Regions from separate parts of the Mus musculus genome. Here region 2 is linked to region 1. The links are chromatin contacts, found by POLR2A ChIA-PET in ENCODE. All regions are on one chromosome and are shown on one strand. Each heading gives the region's core, a stretch centred on a gene start or an enhancer-like site at or near the end of the contact. The rest is flanking DNA. Distances are from core to core; before and after follow the strand shown.

Region 1 (3,835 bases), core at 712-3,211:
GGGAAGCATGGCATCTTACAGGCAGATGAAGGGCCGAAGACACCAAGACATCTTGATCAGAAGGCAGCCAAGCCAGGAGGAGACTCTCTTCCACTCTGAGCAGAGCTTGAGCACTAGGAGACTTCAAACCCTGCCCCCGCCCCCCCCCCCCCCACTGTGAAGCTCTTTCTCCAACAAGGCCACACCTAATAGTGCCACTCCTTATGGGTCAAGCAAGGTCAAACCACCAAATTTACATTCTTTAAAAAAAAAAAAAAGCCCAATGCCTGGCAAAAACAGAAGTGGATGCTCACAGTCAGCTATTGGATGGAACACAGGGCCCCTAATGAAGGAGCTAGAGAAAGTACCCAAGGAGCGAAAGGGGTCTGCAACCCTATAGGTGGAACAACGATATGAACTAACCAGTACCCCCACCCCCCAGCTTGTGTCTCTAGTTGAATATGTAGCAGAGGATGGCCTACTTGGCCATCAATAGGAGGAGAGGCCCCTTGATATTGCAAAGATCATATGCCCCAGTACAGAGGAATGCCAGGGCCAGGAAGCTGTGGTGGGTGGGTTGGGGAGCAGGAAGGGGGAAGGATATAGGGGGCTTTGGAGATAGCATTTGAAATGTAAGTGAAGAAAATATCTAATTAAAAAAAAAAGCATTTATGCTTAGTAGTGGTGGCAAATGCTTGTAATTCCAGCATTTGGGAAGCAGAGTGAGTTCCCAGACATCCAGGGCAATACAGAAAAACCTTTAAAAAAAAAAAAAAAGCATTTATTTATGGGGGAGGGGAACTCGAGCCTCAGCATGCTTATGGAGGTCAGAGAAAAGCGTGAGACTCAGTTCTCTCCTTCTACCATGGGACCCAGGGATCAAACTCGTGTCTTCATACTTGGCAAGCACCTTTACTCACTTGAGCCATCTCACCACCCCCTCAACATTACTTTCTTTTTTTTTTCTTTTTTTGGAGACAGGGTCTTTTTGTGTAGTTCCCGCTGTCCTGGAGCTTGCTATGTAGACCAGGCTGGCCTTGAACTCAAAGATCTCCCTAGTGCTGAGATTAAAGTTGTGTACCACTGAGATTAAAATTATGTACCACACCTAGCCCTACATTACATTCTTGAGCTGGTGTTTGTTTGTTTGTTTACTTTTTCGGGAAAGGGTTTCTCCGTGTAGCCCTGGTGGTCCCGGAACTCACTCTGTAAACCATGCTGAGCCTCGAACTCACAGAAACCCACCCGTCTCTGCTTCCTGAGTGCTGGGATAAAAGGCATGCACCACCACGCTGGGCATGTTGGGTTTTTCAACAATCTTATATATACTGGCCCTGAGCAGTATACAACGTGGACTCCTATTATTAAATTTGACTAATTCTACACAAATACACACGACCCCCACATTCCCAGGCTGCAGAGAAGGTATGCCTTATACTCAGCATTATACAAAAATTTGACAAGGAAGTTCGGATGCCCTGGGGGTTGAGCTCAGTTTATCGAAAGCCAAACAGCCTAGCTACACGTCCACAAGCTCCTTTTCTTTCTGGTGCTGGAAGCATCTGGCGGGCGTTGAGAGCACGAGCCTGGCGGATTTCATTGGGGACCTGACCCGCGCAAACTGGGAGAGCTTGACCGGGGCGGGGGTTAGGGGGGTGGAGAGGAATCTGCCCGGCAACTCATGATGTCATCCCCATCTGAGCTCCGATAGGTCCTACCCACTTACATGTTAGAGTCTGTTGTAGCCCAGCTTGGAGTCTAAAGTGACCTCTCGCGGACATCCAAAGATGTACACTAGAGAGGAAGATAAAATCACCACTCTCAGGTCCCACAAATTCCTGCAGACTCCTCCCAGTTCCTAGAAGGTCCGCCTTCATCGTTTCTTGAAGACTCCTCCCACTTCCTAGAAGATCCGCCTTCATCGTGCACCTCGGCTGTTGATTTATTTTCCCTCCCTGGACTCGGCCATCTGCTCGCCATGCCTGGCATTTCCCAGAAGCCCCAGCGCCGGGAAGGAGTTTGCAGCTGCTCGGTCATCGTGCGGCCCGACGCGAGCCCGCGCTGGTGTGCAGGCCCGGCTCTGTGCCTGGTCTCTGGTGTGAGGGTTTACGCGAGGCCCCTGCTTCGGTCCCCGGACTAGGCCTCGACCCCGGGCGCCATGAAGCAGGAGGGCTCGGCGCGGCGCCGAGGCGCCGACAAGGCAAAGCCGCCGCCGGGAGGGGAACAAGAACCGCCGCCACCGGCCCCCCAGGATGTGGAGATGAAAGAGGAGGCAGCAGCTGGGAGCGGCTCCACGGGGGAGGGAGACGGCAAGGCAGCTGCGACCGAGCACTCCCAGAGAGAGCTGGACACTGTCACCTTAGAAGGTACGGGAGCCCACGTCGGGGTCGTGCCGCGATCACCGGTGACAGCGGCCAGGGTGATGCGACTTCTTGCTGGGACCTCTGCGTAGCCTCCACCTACCTTGGTTCCTTCGGTCAATGGAGCTGGGGTCAGAAGTGCCCGCCCAACCACCCTGACTCCCTCGACCCCAGCCGATGACCGAACCTGTTCTCCAGTCTGCGGACTGCTCTCCTCCTCTGGGGTTGCATCTTAGTCTCACCGAGCCTTTTCTTCAGTCCTTCCCAGTGATCTACTCCATCCGACCGATTCTAGCGCCTGTTATTGCTATGTAGAAAGTAGCATTTGTATTTGTGTCTAGAGAAACCAGGGTAACAGATTACACTAGCCTCTTAGTTTAAGAGTTTATAAAAATGGGTTCTGTAGCTCTAGGCTCCTTTAGCAAACTCCCTCGGAGAGCCATTTCTACCTTCTGCCTTCCTTCTGTAGTTGAAGCATCTAAACTAAAAGTCCCGGTGCACTTTTCCACTCTCTTAAGGACCTTACCCCTCCTTTCCTAAAGAGTTCAAGCACACGCACGCTTTTACTTCTGAATCAGACCCCCTCCCCCCCCACCCCTGCCTTCTTTCTCTTTTAGTTTATAATGCCTACCTGTGGCCCCGACTCCTATAAGCCAACACCAGAGACCCGTTCTCAGGCTCCTATTGTCCCCTTGTCCCGCTTAAGTTGCTCTTTTACTTTTTCCACTTAGTATATCTTGTCCATGTGCGCGCGATGAGACTTTTCCGGGTGATCTGTAGTTTTTTCTCTCTGTGTGTGTGTGTGTGTGTGTGTGTGTGTGTGTGTGTCTCAACTGCACGAGAAACTACTTTAAAACATGGTGATAGGCCAAGTCATGCCCTGAGTTGTACTTTTGAGTGTAAGTATGTATAGACTGCATCAACTCCCATTCTAAACTTGGTAACAAGATCTGTATACAGTAAAGGTCTTCTTTCCTGAAATAAAAGTTTCCAGTGGCAGAAATGTCACTCAGCATCGTGAAATATTTCATGGTTTGTATTCACTGTAGAAATTCTGGAACATGTGAGCATTTTAAAGCAACAGGGAGAAACTTTTAACCAGAGTTGACATATTTCCTCGTGTATTTTCAAACTGCTCCATAATTGAAATCACTTAAGTATTCAATTTGGATCAGGGCATTCGTATGTAAAGATATTGTCATTTTCTTTTTGTTGTCTTCATTTAATACATCCATGAACATAGGGTTCAACTTATGCAAGAAGCATTTGTTGACTACTTAGTATAGTGATGGAGATTATATAAAGTCCAGAATCCGTTTCCCTGTTTGTGTGGGTGAATTAATAGCATTAGCTGTTTTGTTTGGGTTATTGTGAACATGGGAGCTCATGAGCTGTGCTAGCACATGATAGAAATACATGGTGGGCCCTCCATACATAGTCGCTGTAACTGTAGCAGTTACTGTCACACGCGAAGCACCCGTTGTTAAGTGGGCAGT
Region 2 (3,835 bases), core at 427-2,926, 59 kb after region 1:
TGGCAGCCAGCCACCCTGGTGCCTCAGTGCACTGAGAGCACACTGCAGCCTTCTCTACACTACAGCTGTTGCATGTCCGCTGGGAGCCGGGACTGAGCTGGTTCATTTACTGTTTGCTGACTCTGCACACTGGAGCCTCAATTTCCCCACTGCAGCTGCCGCTGTACAGTGCAGGCTTCTTTCAACCATTGTGTGTGTCCTTCAGTCCCCCTTGCCATCCCCAGTAACCGTAGGCTTCCACTTCGTTCCTCCCTCATCCAGCTTCCTGTCCCTTCCCTATCGGGAGCCCCACGAGAGGCATTCTCCCTTCTCCTCATCCCTTGTAAACCCTTAAAACCCCTTGTAAGAGAAGTGAGTCCATTGGCTCAGGATGTAGGTGGCTGGAACTAAGATGTGCAAGGGCAGCCCAACTTGGAGAGACTGTTGGTCAGCAACCCACTCAGCAAACGATTCTATCCAGTATGAACTGAACGGTTAGAAGAGCAGCTCCCCAGACACACTCTCTGGCTCCTCCCCAAGAGCAGGCTGTGGAGGCAGGGCTCCGCCCTGGGAGCCGTGGGAAGGCTATGGCCCCCGCTGGTAAAACTGGGCTAATGATAGCGGGGGAACCGGCGGGGCCAGAGGGGGGTGCTAGGGTAATTAGACCTCTGCCTGGCGGTAGTAGATCCCAAGATGAAAGGGGCTCTGGCGTCACTGGCAGGGTTTTATGTCCACGAATGCAGGTGTGTGTGTGTATGTGTGTGTGTGTGTGTGTGTTGTGTGTTTTGTGTGTGTGGTTGGCGCACGTGCGCGCGCGTGCGCGCGCAAGGGTCCGGAACTGGCATGGAGACCTCTCCTTTGAGAAAAGGAGTCCACCTATTTGCAGCCACTCTGTTGCTTAGATTGGCCCTTGAACCATTTGGATTTTGATGGTATACACAGGAGAGGAAATATCACCTCTGAGAAGCTGGGAGATAAGGGGCTGTAGCGAGTCTTGTCCACCCCCATTCCCCAAGCTTAGTATAGGAGTATATTGTTGGGGAATGGCTGGTGGGCAGTGACTAGAAAGAGCTTCCATGGAGAACAGAGACGTTTGCAAGAGGAGACAGTGGATTCAGCATTAATGTTAGAAACGAGAGAGGAGGCACAATGTGGAACGAGCCTCCAAAACGGCTAGAAATAGGATGGTTGAAGTTAGGAGGATTTCAGAAGTAACCTGTCCAACCTTTGGATTTTGTGCTCTTACCCTGGATGCTGTAATGTGTTCAAGGTCACACAGGGAGTTGTTCGCAAAGAAGGGACCCGAACTCTGAAACTACCCTTAGCGTTTGGTATCTGGACTTCCTCCCGGATTTATAAGGTGCAGTGATCTCCTCGGTCCTTCTCCCCCTACCCCAGGGTGCAAACCAGAACCCCCCTCCCCCAATTCTCCTCGCAAATGAAAGCTATTTTATTTGAAAATGACATCTTTCTCAAAACGTGTCACCGACCGTCGCTCCTGGATGGAGCCGTAGGGGGGGCGGGGGTGAGGTGGGCGAGTCTGAGCCTGGTAGGGGCCAAGGCGGTAGAGGGGCTGCGGGGCGGCCGGCCAGGAGCTGGGGAGCGGCGGGGGGCGAGGGGCGGGGACCGGCGACTGCGAGGCGGCCTGCAGGGAGCAGCCGCGAGCCGGCCGGGCGCGCGGAGCTGGAGCCCCAGCCGGAGCGGGGCGGGGGAGGGAGGAGCCAGAGCGGCCGCCGCCTCTGCCGGAGGAGCCGCGGGGCCGCCACACTCGCCCCCCGCCCCCCCGCGCTCACTCGCACTCACACCCCGGCGCTGGAGGCGGGCGGCCCGGGCCCCACCGGCCCCCCATGGACGCCCCCGGCACGGGGCGCTGAGACCCCCGCGTCGTTGCTCAGCTCGGACCAGCGCGCCAAGCCGAGGTAAGGAGGAGGGAGCAAGGGGGCATTAATATGCAAATGCATCGCGATTGATTATGCAAAGCCGCGGGTCTCTGGCCAGCTTGGAGGCGGGCTGGGGGCGCCCAGGGGGTTCCCGCCGCCGACCTCAGTCTTTTCCGGCGCCCGGGTGACCCTGTCACAGCCCGAGAGCTAGCCACTTACGCCCTGGGGAAAGAAGGTGCTGTTAAGTGGTCGGTGGGCCCCGGGGTTCGCCCAGGGAGATGGCGTCTGGGCCTCCCCTTCGAGGGCCCGCCCCGGCCTCTGTCCGGCCGGTCTGCTGCGCATTCCCGGGTTGGGCCCCGCTGCCTGCCGAGGCTCCCCCGCCCGCCCCGCCGCGGTTTGTTTACGGTGTGCCAGAAGCTTGTCGTGTCCCCCCACCCCCCCAGCCAAAGAGACCGAATGGCCTTTGCAAAGCTGTCTCTAGCTAGGAAGGGCAATGTGGGTGCGGCAGGGTGGAGGGGCTTGCATGGGCTGGAGGAGAGAGAAGCCCCCCTCCCCTCCCCACCTCTCCAGTTGAGCATGGCTTTCTGGTTGCAACACTCCTAATTGCAAAAACGCGGCGGGTGGGGTGGGGTGGGGGGAGTGTGAGCTTGTAGTAGTGGGGGTGTACTTGATGGTCCCTAGATGATTAGGAGAATTGTTGGCCTGTGGTTGGGGAAGAGAGGAAGAAATGGACCCGTGTTCTGTGTGTGTGTGTGTGTGTGTGTGTGTGTGTGTGTGTGTGTCCGCGCGCGCGCGCGTGCATGCTCCCCGTTTCCCTCCCTTGCAACGTGTCTCTGGTGCCCCTTTTCTATCTTGGGCCCTCCCTTGTCCAGTGTGAAAAGAAGGCCTGGGAAGATGTCAGAGGCAATGAAGAGAGCCACCCATTTTAGGGACTGGAGGGGGGAGCACACAGAAGGAAAGCCAGGGAGACGGGAGGCCTGCCCCTGAATGCTGGCTCTGGACCCAGGAGGGGGAGGGGATGAAGGGGGCCATTGTCCAAGATGAAGGGGGAGGCAAAGGTGACATGCAGACAACAGATATGCCTACACAGACAGCTACATGCTCACTCGGGGACATCCAGGCAGATTCAAGGACAGGAGCTGCTGGACACACCCACATGGGGACAAGGGAAGAGGCAGGCCTCCACTGCAGAGTGGAGCTCAAAGGGTGGGACACACCCACGGGAGACCAAGAGCAGGGCGGAGAGACGGCCTATGCACATACCCACGCATAGGATCACAGGGAGATGCTGTCACACAGGGGTAAGAAGGAGTCATTGTCACCCACACCGAGAAAGTCACTATCGAATGCATGCATGCACACATGCACACACACAGCAATTGGACACAGTCGCACAATCATAAAAGACCCTGTCATTCAGAAACACACACATGTTCACATGTGTCCAGTCATGTAGCCGTCATTGCTTGCCATGACGATCACTGTCACTCAAGCAAACAAACAAACAACCGAAGCTACACATCAATACATGTGTACAGAACTTAGCAACAAGTATTTTCCTGGATTTGGCTGGGGAGCTGAGTGAGGTTCTATAGACAATAAAATCTCTGCTACCGAGAAAATCAAATTTATCTGTATTAAAAGACCCTTCTGCATAATGGCGCAAAGCATGCAGTCCTGATAATAGAGTCTCATTACTGTCACTTGCTATACCACCCCGTTACTAGATGGCAAGCTCCTTAAGACATGGGAGAATCTCTAGAAGAGCCCTGGATCCCACCCAGAGCCGAGCACACTATGAGCTCTGTAAACACTTGTTAATTGATTGACTGTGGGAACTCCAGGCACAGGTGCACGTCTTTACACCTAGTCTCACAGGTGCAGAGGCCGTGCCAAGGGCTCCGGCTGCAGTCACAAGTCCCACCTGGCAGTGTCCAGATAACCCTGTAGCTCGATACATTGTAGCTGGGGCAGGA

Evidence for each region. ChIA-PET counts read pairs that join two places held with the same protein, here RNA polymerase II (POLR2A).
Region 2: POLR2A ChIA-PET joins it to region 1 with 13 read pairs in Patski. The contact joins the promoter of Thra here to the promoter of Psmd3 in region 1. POLR2A ChIA-PET finds 5 or more read pairs at or near these places in 4 of 5 experiments (Patski and embryonic stem cell).

What each region holds. Positions count from the first base shown.
Region 1 is chr11:98,680,593-98,684,427 of GRCm38, forward strand. Psmd3 (proteasome (prosome, macropain) 26S subunit, non-ATPase, 3) reads left to right here and starts at 1,962. Exons shown (of 12, transcript NM_009439.1): 1 at 1,962-2,345. The coding sequence starts at 2,138.
Region 2 is chr11:98,740,109-98,743,943 of GRCm38, forward strand. Thra (thyroid hormone receptor alpha) reads left to right here and starts at 1,677. Exons shown (of 10, transcript NM_001313983.1): 1 at 1,677-1,898.